2 separate regions of the Homo sapiens genome follow, and region 1 is linked to region 2. Evidence: read pairs that join two places in POLR2A ChIA-PET (ENCODE). Cell type or tissue: MCF 10A. All regions are shown on one strand. Links, peaks and the distances in the headings refer to the core of each region. The heading gives the core; the rest is flanking DNA.

Evidence for each region. Peaks named below come from ENCODE experiments on the same cell type or tissue, not always from the same donor. Only the 100,000 strongest peaks of a DNase experiment are listed, where the experiment ranks them.
Region 1: POLR2A ChIA-PET joins it to region 2 with 5 read pairs; 3 of 35 experiments call an interaction of 5 or more read pairs at or near these places.

Annotation. Positions count from the first base shown.
Region 1 is chr15:63,583,475-63,592,322 of GRCh38, reverse strand. It overlaps USP3 (ubiquitin specific peptidase 3), which reads right to left. Exons shown (of 15, transcript NM_006537.4): 12 at 3,900-4,018; 13 at 3,508-3,621; 14 at 3,312-3,379; 15 at 1-1,662. The coding sequence ends at 1,497. It overlaps USP3-AS1 (USP3 antisense RNA 1), which reads left to right. Exons shown (of 3, transcript NR_034080.1): 3 at 3,223-4,613. Among named protein-coding and RNA genes, the nearest start is that of FBXL22, 9.5 kb to the left of the region's middle. RefSeq lists an enhancer at 659-1,858. In MCF 10A, for the core only: no CTCF peak of the experiment used is centred there; a DNase peak (open chromatin) is centred at 4,622.
Region 2 is chr15:63,195,188-63,204,035 of GRCh38, reverse strand. The region is part of intron 1 of RAB8B (RAB8B, member RAS oncogene family); the gene reads right to left. Among named protein-coding and RNA genes, the nearest start is that of RAB8B, 10 kb to the right of the region's middle. In MCF 10A, for the core only: no CTCF peak of the experiment used is centred there; no DNase peak of the experiment used is centred there.

The DNA of each region.
Region 1 (8,848 bases), core at 3,295-5,794, 390 kb before region 2:
CTGTCTTAGAACACTTGTAGAAACCACAACTGCTTTCTTTAAATGGGATTCTGGTTCCAAATTTGAATCTTTGAGTTAAATCTGTTTTTTAAAAACAAAACTGTCTGGGCGTGATGGCTCACGCCTGTAATCTCAGCACTTTGGGAGGCTGAGGCAGGCGGATCACCTGAGGTCAGGAGGGAGGTTGAGACCACCCTAGCCAACATGGTAAACCCCCGTCTTTACTAAAAATACAAAAAAAAAATTAGCCAGGTGTAGTGGTGGGCACCTGTAATCCCAGCTACTCAGGAGGTTGAGGCAGGAGAATTGCTACTCGGGAGGCCGAGGTTGCAATGAGCTGAGATCGTGCCACTGCACTCCAGCCTGGGCAACAGAGAGAGACTCTTGTCTCCAAAAACCCCCAAAAAACAAAACGAAAACTCCACTTACTTACTCCAACAGTATTTTCAACTTGTCCTATCAATCAGGATAGGCCAGAGAGAGGTGTTAAAACCCAGAGCAGCGAAGATTCTAAATTTCCTCCTGTGGAAGCACACCCCCCAGTGATAAACTGAAGTGCGGGTGATGATCCAAGTAAATCCCAGAGGGTCACACCTCAGACTCAGATGCCAAACACAAGCAGTAAGTAAGTCTATAATGGACATGTCGTGACTTCCAGTGGTACAACTAAGGGGGAATGAGATACTGATTCAAAAGGAGGCAGACGCCATGGCTTTACCTCACTGGTAACACCTATACCATGTCAGTGAGTCACAGCATTTTTTTTAAACATTACATGTATTTGGTCTTTACTCCCATCTTACCTCCCCGCAAACAAGTATGCCCCAAAACCAAAAAAACCAACAAAGAGAGTAATTCTTGTATTTGCAGGACAAGTACAACTGAACCAACAAATTTATTTAGTTAGTGCTGATAAAGACAGCAGCCTTGAGAGACAAGCAGTAATTACCTGGTCTACTTAATGATGCCCTTTGTTATATTTTACAGGCAAAAAGAATGATTCCTCAGCAGTCATTGTGAAATTTTGTGGGCCACAAGTATTGTGCACACATGATCCTTGATTTAGAGTCAACCTGATGTCCATTATAGCTGTGGAAAGGCAGCAGGCAGTTGTGTCGCTCTTCACAATAAGGAACACATCTTGCTTTCAGCATGTGAGAGGAACAAAAGCATTGATGTAAATGTGCCTCAAAGTGAGAACTGAAAACATTAACATAAAATAAAAAAGTCAAATAAGACTAAGTTCTTACAACTACCTATAAAAATTGAATTATTACAACTAAAGCAGCAAATCAAAACATCTGCTGAGGTTTTCTGGTAGAACAACAACAAAATTAGTTGGTGCCCATGTTCAGTAAGTCACTACCATTGACAAAACTAAATCCAAAATAGGAAATTGAAAAGTGCATAATGAAATTAAATCTTGTATCAAGTATTTGTGGAAAACTGGAAATGTTTCTCTGGTATGGTTGGTGAATGATGATTTGGAGGAGGTATTAAAGTTTATCCGATCCAGCTTTGGCCTGGTGTTCCACGTAGAAAAGGATGTAGGCCTTCGCCTTCACCACAGTCTCCTCGTCAGTCAGTGTTACAGTACTGTCATTGAAGTGGAACCAGCGGCCTTCGTGAGTTGCGTATGCTGTGTAATGTCCAGAACCAACCCTGTAAAGGCAAAAGACCAAAGGAAAAAAGAACCTCAGAAATCACAAAAAGACCTGTACAACTATATAATGTTAGATTTAAATTTTAATAAGAATACATCCTAGACTTTTGATTTAAGATGCTTGTTAAATTAATGTTTTTACCTTCCTCCAAACTGACCAGAAATCGAGGGTTTGCTAGAACACAAAGCAGATGGCCCTGGACTAATGGAGAAAACAGAGATGAGGAACTCGCAACCTAACAAGCACAGGTCAAAGCCTACGGAAACATGGAAAACTAGGTACCAGGTTTTCCCATCAGAATCTTAGGAAAAAACTAAGCTTAACAAAGAAGGGCACCCTTCCCTGACACCGTGGTCATCAGGGGCTCTACCCTATCAGCATGACCCACCCACTCACACACACAACCCTGGAGTCAGTCCTCCAAGTCAGACGGAAGGCCTGCAGCTAGAACAGACCTTTGTAGGTGCCAGGAAAACCCTATTTAAATAATAAAGATCCATCTCATCATTTACTATGATTCCAAATAAACCACCAAAACCAAATTTTAAAAACAAGCCTTTTGCACGCCTACAAAATCACATTTTTGAGGGGAAAGAAATACCGGGAAGAACAAGCAAGGCAATCAACCCTGAGGAATTGAATGCAGAAAACCTAAGAGAACTTTACATTTTTAAATTAGTGCTAATAGTTTCAAAAAGATAGTGCAATCATAAAACAAGAATAGGCTGTTACGAAAAAGTTGTCAGAAAAATGTGACTGATTTAATATAAATATTTTATGGAGGAGCTTATCTTTTATTTGGATACAGATGAAACCCAAATTGGTGATTTGGAAAAGTAGGCCATGGCAGTCTTTAGAAACACAGACAGAAATCATTAGAGTATTTAAGACATGTGGAAGGGAGATCCAGGAAATTCACTATGCATATAATAGGGGTACAGAGAACAAATGATTTCAGACCTACAGTATAGAGAGTTTCATGAGCTGAAGGCACCAAATTAAAAGTGTCCCTACCAACTACCAAGCAGGAATACACTCCAAGGAGAAAAAAGCCAGGTGCCTGTAAAGTAGTGAGAATCAGACTTGTCATTCATAACACTATGTGAGTGTAGACGTTACTTTATCACAGCTCTGCGGGAAAAGGATTTTCAACATGGATAGTCGTCTGCCCACATATAGTAGTCTTAAGTTTGAAGGTAAAATAGCCACTCTCAAACCAAAAACCAGAAGGTTAGACCCCTCATACAAACTTTCAGGGGAAAAAATTAATGTTTTTTAACAAGACTTAAAATGAGTCTTTAAAGTAGATGATATGGAGTAAGTTATTCCAAGTAATTTCCCCTTTTGCCCCATTTAAATTTCAGTTGGTAAACGAATAAGCAACTTTGGAGTTTGTGGACAAATAAAGACTGGGTCGTAAATACTGGGTTCAAATGAACCATTCTTCATTTCACTTTTATTTACCTTCCCTTAAGCCTTCACAACATCATCTGAGGAGTACTCTTCCGCACCAAAACTGAAGGAAATTTCACCTACTTTATCTGAATCCATTTTTTAGGAAGAACTAGCAAGAGTGGTACAAAACTGCAGGTCATTGGGCTGGCCACCAGGTATTCCCACCCACCAGAAGCTGGCTGTTGTACTCACCCGGAACCATGGTGCACCACCACAGCGGCGAGGTCATACAGGCAGCTCTCCGGGCCACTGTTCTCAGGCTACAGAACAAGGAAGAAGGAGCAGTGGTCAATGACATCAGTATCTCGATGACCTCTACCCTCTCCATGTGATGACAATCTTACTGAAGAGCCATTTTTTCACCATGCTAAAAAGGTAACCACCTTACCTCTAGTAAGTAGCATTTCATGTCTAGGCCTCTCAGTGGAAATTCTACGTATGTATCAACTTTATTTCTTAAATATGCTGTCCAATGAAATCTTTTCAAATGTAAGCATAGCACCTGGAGGACAGAGATGCGGTCAAAGATTGTGAACACCTAATTTACCTTTCAGTCAAAGTTTGATACTACTATCAGTTCAGTAAATAACATTTTAGCTGCCCTATCAATCATTCTTCCATGCATACCTTATGCATTCATTCTGTAAGGGGTTTAGCTTTTACTGAAAATCCTAGAGAAAAATACAGAACAGTTCACATAGTGTAAAGTTATAGACATGGTCTTAGCAGTCAAGCACTTTCCCATTGAAATTGCTTCATAACTCAAAATTCAACACTCACCTTGGGTAGTTTTTGAATCCAAAACTTTTTTGTGGACTTTTGTTTCTTTTTGCATTTATGGCACATATATAACTCTGTCTCATCAAGTTCTTCTAAGTCGGTAAAACTGCGAAGACAATCTAAACAAATTGATTTTGGCAGCATTAAAACAAGATGCCTTTTGTAGAGGCAATGTACTGTAGAAAAAAGACCCAGGTTTAAAATCTCAGCTTTATTAGCTATACGACCTTAGAAAAGTTAACCTTTCTCAATTGCAAACTGGAGACAAAAAATAATACCTACTTTGAAGAACTATTATAAGGAAGAGAAATAATGTGTAGAGCACCTGGCATCATGCCTGACATCTGGTGATGATCAATTGTGTTGGTTTTACTATTAATGATAATTCATCTGGATAATTCTGATAAAATGGTTTCCTGATGAATTTAAAGTTTCAATTGTAGTTTTCTGTCAATATGTTACATTATACAGGACAAAGCTCCAAACTCATAAAAAAAAGTCAAATTTAGATAATTTAAAAATAAACATAGATCACAGAAGGCTACACTATCAACCTTCTCTGTCCAGACGCTGTACTCTCAGTTCCTAGATAAATCACAGCTACATTTTTTTTCATTTAAAGATGTAATTGTGTAACCTGGGGTTTAGTAAACTACAGTCCTAAAACATCCAGCCAGCCACCTGGTTTTGTAAATAAAGTTTCATTGGAACAGAGCCATGCCCACTTGTTTACATTATTGTCTGGCTGCTTTTACACTACACCAAACTGAGTCACTGGGGCAGAGACCTTATGTGGTGCAAAGCCTAAAACACTGTAAATCTTCACTTAATATCATGACAGGTTCTTGAAAATTGTGACCTTATGTGAAGCAACGATAAACCACTTTTTTCTCATCAATGTTATAACTAAACGTTAAAGGAAACTATTATTGGAGGACCTGCTGTATGTCATTTTGCTTTAAACTTGCAGTTTCCAAGAACCTACTGATGACATTAAATGAAGACTTACTGTATTTACTCTTTGGCCCCTGTGCCAATTCCTGATGCAATCAGATATTCATAAATCTATATAAAATACACGTTATTCTGTAGAAAAAATATGAATGCCTATGGACCCCACACTTGGATTTTCTCGAGTACTCAAGGAGCCAGGGTCTCTGTGCACGGCCTCTCCTAGAGTTGTGCAGTGGACAACCTGTGTGGCCATGTGCTTCTTACCAAAGATAATTCCCCTTCCTCTGCCCAGAAGTAGCCATTATCCTGACTTTTATGTCATTTGTCTTTATAGAACATGTATGTATCTTTAAATAATATATTAAAGTTGGGTAGCAAGCAGAAACCTAGCTGTGTACAGAAAAGCGCTCTTGTCTCTGTACTCAAGTTTCCAAGCCATAGTCAGCCTTTGTGTCCGCGACAGTAGCAGACAGCGCCCCTTCAGGGAAAGTTAGTGGAGGCAAGGTGTGGCAGAGGACTAGACAGTCTTGAATATGCCTTTGTTGCCTGATCCTAGTACCTAGAAGGCACATTCCTATGCCTGCCTCCCTACAACTCAATTCTCGCCTCCCTGCAACTCAATTCAATTCTCACTTCTTTGAGACTTTCTCAACCTCCAGTGGACAGTTAACCATTCTTTCCTCAATTTCCCACAAATACTACATTGCCAACCTGCTCAACCTGCTATTTTATGTCAGTGATGGTTCCTGGGAAAGGATGTATTATATTTTGACATTACAATTCCTGAAGCAAGTCTCAGACATTACAACCAAACTTGCAAATAGAGTGATGCTGTTCTCAGGAGCCTCCCAAGTCCTACATCTCTGGCTACAAAGAAAGAGCACTGACTACACAGCAGACTGGCTGGCTGGCACTAATAATCCCTTCAGACTGATCACTATGGTGCTTGTGAGCTCTGCAGCTGAAGTCATGGGTGCTTTCTTCAGCAAGTATTTGTTACATCATGTAAAAAGCTATGGCCTTGGCGGGGACAGCGGGGGTCATAGGGAGAATAAGAAATAAGGAAAGGAAACACAGAATTTTCCACATTTAAAATCATCATTTGAACACTCAAACTAGAAAAAAGGAGAACTTCAACATGACAAAGGCCATATATGAAAACCCACAGTGAATATCACACTCAATGGTGAAAGACTGAAAGCTTTGCCTCCAAGATCAGGAAGACAAGGATGCTCACTTTTGCCACTTCTGTTCAACATAATATTGGAAGTTTTAGCTAAAGCAATCAGGCAAGAAAAAAGCATCCAAAATGAAAAGGAAAAAGTATAATTATCTCTGCTGACAGATCACATGATCTCATGTAAAACCCTACAGTTAAAAAGTTAACTACCTGAAAGCTATAAAATGTTGCTGAAAGAAATTTTAAAAGACATAAAGACATCCTGTATTCATGGATAGGAAGACTCACTATTGATGTCAGTTTTATTCTATATTGATGTCAACTTCATCTATAGATTCAGTGCAATCTCAAACCAGTAAATTATTTTGTGGATGGTGACAAAATTACTCTAAAGTTTATTATGGAATGGCAAAAGACCAAGAATAGCAAATACAACATTGAAGAAGAACAAAATTGAAAGACATTCACATGCCAAAAAAAAAAAAAAAATTCTAGACACAGACTTTTATACCCTCCACAAAAACAAATAAAGTGGACTGAAGGTATAAAACTTTTAGAAGATAACATAGGAAAAAATCCAGATGACCTTGCATTTGGCAATGGCTTTTTAGATGCAACACCAAAGGCACAATCCATGAAAGAAGGATTTATAAGTTGGACTTCATTAAAATTAAAAATTTTTGCTCTGTAAAAGATACTGTCAAGGGAATGAAAAGACAGGATACAAAATCAACACACAAAAATTAGCTGCATTTCTATACACTAACAATGTATTCATTGTTAGGTATTTCCAAAAACGAAATTAACATAATTCCATTTATAGTAGCATCAAAAAGAATAAAGTACTTAGGAATACATTTAAGGAGACAAAAGACTTATACCTGAAAACTACAAAACATTGCTGAAAGAAATTTTTAAAGACATCCTGCATTCATAGACTGGAAGACTTGATGTTGTTAACATGATTATTACTACCCAAAGCAATCTACAGATCCAATGCAATTCTTCTCAAAATCCCAATAGAAATTTCTGCAGAAATAGAAAACCCATCCTGAAACTCACATGGACTCTCAAGGAATCCTGAATAGCCAAAACAATTTTGAAAAAGAACAACAAAGTTATAGGACTCATACTTTCAATTTTAAAACTTACTACAAAGGTATAGTAATCAAAACAGGATGGCACTGGCATAAGGACAGACATACAGACCAATGAAAAAAACTCTTACTATATAGTCAACTGATTTTTGACAAGAATGACAAGACTACTCAATGGGGAAAGGACAATCTTTTCAAAAGATGGTGCTGGGGAAACTAGGTATCAACATGCAGAAGAATTAAGTTGGACTCTTACACCATATACAAAAATTTAAATAGATCAAAGGTCTTAAACATAAGTCTTAAAACTATAAAACTCTTAGAAGAAAATGTAGGGGAAAAGCTTCATGACATTAGATTTGGCAATGATTTTGATATGACACCCAAAGCACAGGCAACAAAAGAAAAAATAGATAAGCTGAACTTTATCAAAATTAAAAAATTGTGTATTGAGGGATACTATAAAGAGAACCACAGAATGGGAGAAAAATATTTGCAAATTATGTATCTGGATAAGGGATTAATGGCCACAATATATGAAGAACTCCTAAAACTCAGCAACAAACTGATTCAAAAATGGGGAAAGGACTTTAATAGACTTTTCTCCAAAGAGGCACAAATGACCAACAGACACATAAAAAGATGCTCAACATCACAATTACTAGGGAAATGCAAATCAAAACCATAGTGAGATACTACTTCACAGTTACTAGGATGGCTGTTATTTAAAAGACAAAAACAAAAGCAGAAAATAACGTGTTAGCTAGCAAGTGGAGAAATTAAAACCTTTGTACCGGCTGGGTGCGGTGCCTCACACCTGTAATCCCAGCACTTTGGGAGGCCGAGGCGGGTAGATCACGAGGTCAGGAGGATCGAGACCATCATGGCTAACACAGTGAAACCCCATCTCTACTAAAAATACAAAAAATTAGCCGGGCATGGTGGCGGGTGCCTGTAGTCCCAGCTACTAGGGAGGCTGAGGCAGGAGAATGGCGTGAACCTGGGAGGTGGAGGTTGCAGCGAGCTGAGATCATGCCACTGCACTCCAGCCTGCGCGACAGAGCGAGACTCCATCTCAAAAAAAAAAAAAAAAAAAAAAACAAAACCGTTGTACCTTGCTGGTGGGAATGTAAAATGGTACAGCCACTGTGGAAAAGTTTGGCAGTACTTCCGAAAGTTAAACAGAATTATGATTCAGCGATTCCACTCTTAGGTATATACCCAAAAGAACTGGAAGCAGGAACTCAGATACTTCTACACCAGTGTTCATAGCAGCATTATTTATAATAGCCAAAAGGTGGGAAAAACCCAAGTGTCGTCAACAGATGAATGGATAAACAGAATGTAGTCTATACATACCAGAGAATATTAAGCCTCAAAAAGGAAGTAAATTCTGAGACATGCTTACAACATGGATGACCCCTGAATATACACTAAGTTAAGCCAATCACAAAAGGATAAATATAGTATGATTCCACTTATATGAGGTGCCTAGAATAGACAAATTCATAGAGGATACAATAAGAGTTACTGGGAACAAGAGAGGAAAAGTAATGAGTTACTGTTTAATGGGTACAGAGTTTCTGTTTAGGATGACAAAAATTTTTACAAGTAGTAATGGTTGTATAATATTTTGGGTGTGCTTAATGCCACTGAATTACACACTTAAGACACTTAAAATGTTACATTTTATTCTATGTATATTTTACCACAATTTT
Region 2 (8,848 bases), core at 3,875-6,374:
AATGCTTTACCACAGCACTTCATTCAACCACCCCCCGACAACCCTCTGCAGAGAAGAGGAACTAAGGGACCACGCAGGTTAAAAACCTCATTGAGGTCACCCAGCTGGTAAGGAGTGACACCCGCAGTTCACCCTGCACCATACCACCTCCCTGAAGATAATGAATCAGAAAAAATACTTCTGAGTCACTGTTGGGATTGAAAAAAAACATGGGGTTTAAAAATGGATTCTGGAACTAGACTGCCGTTTACTAGCTATATGACCTTGAAAGGTTATTCAAACATTCTGTGCCTCAATTACCTCATTTGGAAAATAGGGATAACGGAACACAACTAAGACGCGTTGCAAGAATTAAACGGGTCAATCCATGAATAATGTTAATGCCTAGAATTTGGTATACAGTAAGCACTCAATAAATGTTAGCTCTTATTAAAATCAAGTGCTGTAACAATGAAGCCCCCAAAGATTACCAAGGTTCTTACAGCTGTCTGGACCTACCCTCAGTGAACTAGGGGCTGATTTCATTCATATGCATTTACACACTTTTTGTGTGTGCTTTCCATGTGACAAACACATCATACACACAGTAACAGCATTCAATTCTCAAAAAATAAAAGTCCTACAAGGGAGTTTCTATCCTTCTTATAATAAAGAAAATGACTGAATAATTTGCCCAAGGCTTTCAAACAGGAATTTGAACTTTGGAGTTTCTATCTCAAAAGCCCAAGTTCTTTTAGCTACACCATTATTTTGAGTTCTTATGTCTACTTTTTCCATTTTGTCAGTAAGTCCATTGGTTATAACTTAGGATCAGAGTTTGGACAGAGACTTTACAGTGTATCTAGGACAACATTTCCTTTTCATACACGAAGAAATAAAAGCCCAGGAAGTTTACTGTTGACATGTCTGAAGTCACATAATGAATGTCTTCCATAGTCCCACACTGCCAATTTTTCCTCTCCGATGTTGGTGGCCTGCCTCCAAGAGGCCCTCAGCCCTGCTCCTAATCTTTTTGGGCCATAGAGAAACCAATGACCACTGCATAAATCAAGACTATAAAGGCTAAGAGAGGGCTCAGAGACTTCCCTATGAGGCAAGCTCATGCGTTTTAGCAAGTGGACTTCGTTATATAAAAAGCTGAGTTGCTCGGGTTTCTCTGCTTTCTGGATCACAGAGGCATTATGGAGACTTAAACAAATCAGGTGTTCATCTAGTTTACAATGCTACTGTGTCTGCGAGGAAAACTTTGCCAAACAAGGTTTTTACAAACAAAAGCTAGAATAGACACAATTTCACCTTCAAATAAAAGGACAGGCTGACATGAAGTTTAAACTTAAATTGCCAAAGGAAGGAAGCTCACAATTAAGGTAGCTGTTCCTAGCACTTAGTAGTCTAAGGCCAACAGCATACAAGCATAACAAACCAACAGTCCCCATGTGGACAGACAACACTGAGATTTCTGATACAATTAGTTTCCTTTTCACGAAAGAGTCAGATTCATAATTAAACTCTGTCCCCTCCTGTTCCCATTCTGCTGCACACATATTTGATTGCTTCCTAAGGGCCTGAGTTAGAAACCGGGAGACCCAAACCACAAGTCCACTGACCTCTGGGGGCCAAGAGGGAACTTGATGCATGTTTGCATTAGCTATTACTCAGGCTTGTCCAAGGAGAGGTTGATTTCATCTTCCCACTCAACATACTTTTCAAGGGTTTGTTGGTCAGTTTTAATAGTTCTTTTTTTTCTTTTTTCTTTTTGAGACGGAGTCTCGCTCTGTCGCCCTGGCTGGAGTGCAGTGGCGCGATCTCGGCTCACTGCAAGCTCTGCCTCCCGGGTTCACGCCATTCTCCTCCCTCAGCCTCCCAAGTAGCTGGGACTACAGGTGCCTGCCACCACGCCCAGCTAATTTTTTGTATTTTTTTTTTTTTTTTTTTTTTTTTTTTTTAGTAGAGACGGGGTTTCACCGTGTTAGCCAGGATGGTCTCGATCTCCTGACCTTGTGGATCCGCCCGCCTCGGCCTCCCAAAGTGCTGGGATTACAGGTGTGAGCCACCGCGCCCGGCCAATAGTTATTATAGACCACTGAAAGGGGCTGGTCCTATGGGTAAGTGCCCAACACACAGAGTCCTGTGGAAAACTCCAGCACCTGTTTTGAGAGGAAGAGGTTGTTGCAGCTAGAGTACAGTCCAGAACTGAAGTGCGAGGCTCACGTGTTGGCCCCTCTAGCTTCTTACTTGATTAATCAGTCAACTACCCTCTCAGAACTTTAGATTCCTTGTCTACAACAAGGAGATATCTATCTCCTTCTACCTTATATGATTATTGAGTAGTTTACATAAAGTAATAACATAAGTGAAAGTACTTTGTAAACGGCAAAGGTCCAAGTGAAGGGAATGGGCAAATGATGTTGTTTCTTAACGTCCTAATTGGCCTCCCCATATATGATCCTACAGTGGCTCCCTACTGCTCTAGGATAAAGTCCAGACTCTTGAATAAGGTTAGAAGCTCTTCTGCCCTCTAATGACCCAACTTCACCTCTTGTCACATCCCCCACTTACCTGAGGCTTCAGCCAAACAAGATGTCTTCAAGTTCCTCCTTCAAGGGCTATGCTATCTCTCTGGAGGGCAGGAGTGGCTCTGCCCAGAGAGCCTCCCTTCCTTACTCTCTTCCATTCTACCCAACTAACTCCTCCTTTGGGGTCCAATCTGAGCTGAGATATAATTCCCTCCTAGAGCCCTTCCTCGACCTCTCCTCTGCACACTTTCATAACACGGAGATTTACTCCTTTGTAGCCTTTTTCATCATTGTGTTAAAATTGCCTGGGTATTCATTAACTCTTTCCCGTTTCAAAATTTTGCAGACCAAAAAGTGTTGAATGAGTGAATTTAGTGAAAGTGATAATGACCTAATGTTTGGCATGAGTAGCTGACTGACAAACCAATATAGTACCCCCACCCCCAACTTCAAAAGCAAGGAGGAAAGAGGTTCTTGGAAATCTAGTTAAAACCTCACCCACCCCCAGCCACTCCCTTTTAACCCCAAAGCAAAAGGCTAATCAAGGGCCGAATATATACTTGCATCCCAGATCTCCTAGTCTAATTCCTTCCTTTTCTCCCACAAAATGTTGACTACGCCCAGACTGTATGCCAAACCATCAGTGTCTTTTCATAGCAAGAGAAATGAAGGCAGATGGGGTGTAAGAGAAAATAGATTTGAAATTAAAAAACAAATGCTCAATGTCAGGCTTTGTGTGACCTTGGGCAACCCCGATGCCTCTAGGCCTCAGGCCCACCATCTGTCAAATGGAAATTTAGCACCAGCAAAGGGCTTCCTATTATTTTAGACTATTTTTCACCTATCTCACCATGAGGTTTTTTTTTTTTTTGTCTTGTCATGCTTTTTCTTTTTGTGGTGTTGAGTGTCTCACTATGTTGCCTAGGCTGGTCTTGAACTCCTGGGTACAAGGGATACTCCCTCCTTGGCCTCCCAAAGTGCTGGGATTGCATGCGTGAGCCACTGCACCTAGCCTCACCATGTTTTACAGGAAGTAAATGAGACTATTTGAAAATACTTTATACATTTCTTCTCAAAGAAATACTTTTACAATTTTCAATAAGTTATCTTTCTGGTGATATTTAGCTTTATTACTCAAACCAAAACATTTTAAAGAATAGGATTCAAAAACATTAAGCAATCTCTTTAGTACAACAAAGATTTTAGCCAATTTACAAGATCAATACAGGCTTGTTTGAATTAACTAATGCTACTTCTTCTTCTGTCTTCATGTCATCAAAACACTAGTGTCTACCAGTGCAAAGAATCCTCATCCACAATCATTAACTGAAGAAAGAAAAGGACAAACCCTTTTATAGACACTGTTTGATTTCACAGACTCACAGAATGCTGCAGCCAGAAGAGACCTGAAGACCATCGAGGCCTGCACTCACCCTTCATGATCAGAAAAGTCTAGTCTGATGTTTTCAGGAGGGGTTTGTGCCATGAATAATTCAAAACACAAACCAATTGTTTGTCACAGCCCTACGTACTTTTTAAAATAAGAATTAAGAGATAACTTGAACAAAAAACGGTAAATCATATAATAAGATCACAACATAAATGTAAAATGTAATAGTGCTTATCAAAGTTGAAGGCTGGCCGGGGGCAGTGGCTCACACCTGTAATCCTAGCACTTTGGGAGGTTGAGGCGGGCAGATCACTTGAGCTCAGGATTCAAGACCAACCTGGGCAACAGGTGAAGCCAAGTTTCTACAAAAAATACAAAAATTGGCTGGGCGTGGTAGTGCACAGGAGGCCACTAATTCCAGACTGATGACAAAGTCTCAAAAAAAGCCCACAAAGAAACAAAAAACAAACAAAAAAAACCCAAAGTTGAACGCTGAAGGGCCAAAATAAAGACATAACTCTGATGATATTATATATATTTATATATGCATGTTTTTCAACTTAATTATAATGGAATTTTGTGCATGTTAAAGAAATTATTTCACTTTTCCCACAAATTTTTCATCCTTCTATAAGGTTGGAAATTTTCAAAATGATGTAGACAAAATAGGGAATGCAACAACTCAAATTTGTTTGTGGACAACACCCTGGTCTGTGTTCATTACTGGCTATGGCAGAGAGAGGCACCAATTTTTTAAAAATTATCTAGTTCTAAACAATGTAAGAGAAAAATCGAAGTCAAAGGTCACTATTAATTCTCAAACTATTTTACAGAGACATTTCTAACTCTTTATCCAATAGTTTACTCCAATTGCTAACAAAAGCAAAAAGAGACTGAACCAAGTAGCCAAAGAGATAGGGGAAGGGAAATGTTTTCATTTTTCTCTTCCCAACCCAATCCCCTCTCTCTAAATCTTGGTATGGGTGAGGTGCTAACAGACAGTGAAACAAGAAAGTGGTTGGAGTCATTCCAAAAGGGGAACAGTTGACTCTCAATAAAGAATTGTTTTCCATGCTGTATCAAGATTTTACTCAGAGATATTTAGAAGAGAAAAAGTAAACGATTCCTTGTTGAAAACCATAAAAAACTATCACATCCAAATTCATAAGCAATAAACAAATTACAGAAGGGTTAGTCACTGACATCTCCCAACACAAACTCTTTTTTTTGTAATGGATTTTGTGTATTCGTATGTATGTGTGCATAAGGAGATTAGAGTATGCTGCAATATCCATTCCAGATAAACAAATATTGCATAAGAAACGAATTTACAATTCAACTTTTAATAGATTATCCAATACTTCACATTAAAACTTGACCATATATCTTCAGAGTTGTCCTTCCACTTTATACATCAGGATAACATCTATGATTTATTAAAATAATTACCGCCAAGTTCTTCACCAAAATATGCAAAATTATAATGTGATATGGGAAGCCACGCCAGTCCTAGCTTTGCCAGCAGAAGGCCGTGCAATACTACACGTTGCTTAACAGCTCTGCAGATGGTTTTTATCATAATGAAGTGGGATTCTATACCTAACTGAGCTTTTGCAAAGTGCTTTGAAATCCTGCAATGCTGTCATGAGACCACAAGTACCACCATTATCCAGGCTTTCTCAGTGGTAGCCAGCCTAAATACGATGAACATGATAACAAGCAGAGTGTTAGCATTTTCCCTGAGAGTCAAGAATTAAACTTCTGGGCTGAGGAAGATGAGAGCTCCCAGGAAAATGTCCAAAGTTGCAGTAAACAGGTAAATACCAAAGTGCCTAGTTAAACTAATGCTAAATGCTACAAGTAGGACAGCAAGAAAATACTTTCATCACAGCTAATTGAGCTGCTGTAGAGAACTGTTCCCAAACTGTTTCCACCACTTTATGCGGCCTCCCAAAGGAAGTCCCAAGCAACTAAGTAACTTTTTTTGAAAAGCAGATTTATTTCTTCCTCTAAGGACAACCAGGTACCTACCTCCTTTCAGGTTCTTATTAATTCAACTTGAAATAAGAAAAATCCCAAAACACAAAACTGAACATAGGAAAAGGGCACCTCTCCAGACATACTATATCTAATAATTATTTACTAATAATATTACTAATATTGAAATTTAGCCATAACATGTTGGACAGCAAATAGCTACCTATTCATTTTAGAAAACAGCAAATGTGTAGGAAGTTGCCGCCCTCCCTCTCTTTCCCTACTGTCCATGGCAGACATTAGGAATCCATCACAGCCCTCAGCCTTGCTGAGCTCAGACAGGACCTCAGAACTCAACAGAACACAGCATTCCTGGCAGCCACTACCAATCCATCAGGATTGACATTTTTCATCCCAGCTTTGCATATTCCTCAACATACTATGCCAACATATTGAAATGGGTCTTTAAAGAAAGCCATTTCAGCCAGGTGTGGTGGCTCACTGTAATGCTAACACTTTGGGAGGCCGAGGCAGACAGATTACTTGAGCTCAGGAGTTTGAGACCAGCCTGGACAACACAGCGAAACCTTCTCTCTGTAAAAAATACAAAAATTAACCAGGTATGGTAGTGTGCACCCGGGGTCCCAGCTACTCCAGAGGCTGAGGCAGGAGAACTGCTTGAGACCAGGAGGCGGAGGTTGCAGCAAGCCGAGATTGCACCAACACATTCCAGCCTGGGCGAAAGAACAAGACTCTGTCTTAAAAAAAAAAAAAAAAAAAAAGAAAAGAAAGAAAGAAAGAAAGAAAAAAAAAAAGAAAGCCACTTCAAGACAGTTTCAAGACTAAAGAAAACCCTTTATTTAAACTATAAAATGATCATTTTTTTCTGTAAGATGAGAATAAAACATAACCATAAACATCAGTACTATAGACATATGCTATTCCAGTGAGATACACAAGGGCTCTATATAAAAATATTTATATAAATATTTTTTTTAAATAGAATTTGGCCTTATTCAACCCAAACGCTCAGTCCAGGTCTAATCCACTCACTACCCTGTCACTCAAATGAGTGCTGGGCAGAACACAGACACAAACACAGCTCCATCTGCTAATTAAAAATGGGCATGAAACTGTTAACAGGCATCTGTTGCATTGTTTGAAGCTAATGGGCAGAGACAAAGCTGAAATGGCTCTTATAATGCAAACCCAGTGATTTCACTCATTTTCTATTTGGTATTTATGTTAGTGGGGGGTTGGAAGCTGGGTGTTAAAACAGCTTATTATGGAGACTGAAAGATAAGTAAAATATCTTTGATATTCTAAAACAAACCTTTCAAACTGATTATAGAAAGATATGTAGCATTTTATACTGGGGGAAGTAACATTCCTGTGTTAAGAGTCCAAATTAAACACTTTTTATCTTAACTCAAATATCATCTAATCATCTATAATACTGTGAAAGAGAATAGTAACAAATTCAAGCTATGCTTTACAGCTCATATAGGGCTTTCACAATTCATCCCTTCATCCGTTCATTCATCCAATGTGCAGACATTTAATACAGGCCTTGGAGATTTAAAAGGCGAATATGACTTGATTTTTGCCTTAAGGAGCTCACAGCAACTCTGAAAGGTAGACACAGTATTCTTACACTCTGTTATAAGGAACTAAGGCCCTAGAAGGATAACTGACTCCCCAAAGCCCACAAAGCTAGAACGGCAGATGCCCATTGCTCTTAATTCAACATGCTATCTCCATAATGCCAAACATACTAGTCCACCTCATCTGCCTGGAAAATGAAAATAATTTAAGGCTTTTTCATGTCAATACCAGCTCTGATAAAGGATCTATTTTAAAGTACTGTAACCACCATACATCCTTGATGGCCATGCCTGCTTTGCAAGCTGGTAGCTCACAGGCCTCATCTAGCCCACAGACATGTCTGTTTGGCCCTTATTGTAATGGCCCTCACATTGTTTTTTGTTTGTTTTTATTAATTGCCCATAAAGTTGAGTTTTTATGAGAAATTTTCAGCAAATCTTGAAATATGTGATGATTTTCCAGCATGGCAATGGTAAAGCTGCAAATAAAAAGCAGCCACGCCCTAAGAGAGGGAATACATACAATCCAGGGTCCACATCACACCCTGCTGCTTCCCATTCTGGGTCCACTCCCCTTACTCATAGTTCCCACCAGAACCATGTGAGTTTGCAACCCCTAACCTAGGTAGTAAGAATCTACAATCTTACCTTGAATTTCCCTTTTTACATTTCCGTGGCTACTTGCATTTCTGAAGCTTAGTGATATCATACTCCACATTACTCGCCACCTAAAATCTACTTCCCCATCCTCACCCCCAACCCTCTTCTCATGCTATGAAAACTCTATTCCTGCAAAATATTCTCAAGTAACAGTTCTAACACCCACAGGAGAGCTGATGTCCAGAGCTGGGTGAAGACAGGCAGACCTAGACTCGAGCTGGCCTGAGGCCAGCAGCTCCCTGCTCATCCACTTCAGGATCTATGGTTCTTTTCAGATTCAGTTATTGGATTCAATTCAAAAATATACTGCTAAATTTTTCTTTGTCCTCAAAGACTAGACTTATTTACCTCTAAAACAATATCTAAACCTATTTCCCTCCAGCTTTTCTCAGTGGATCCAAACAATCTCGCTGCTGTTGCCAAGAGAACCTCCTCCCTGACTTGCTGCCTGCAGAACAGCTGGTGAAGCTCTTCATTAAAGTACACATTCTTCAGACAGATCCATATTTGTACCCAAGACTCAGTTTCCCCATGCCCATCCTTTATATGTAGGAAGGCTTTTTTCATTCACTAGAACATTGATTGAAGAGATGAGTTTAATCCTTTATGATCAAGTATTAAATTCTACTTTTTCTGAACCAGAGTCGTTATCAATGCTATTGCTTAGATGGGAAATCTACTGGCAGCTTTGAAAGAACACA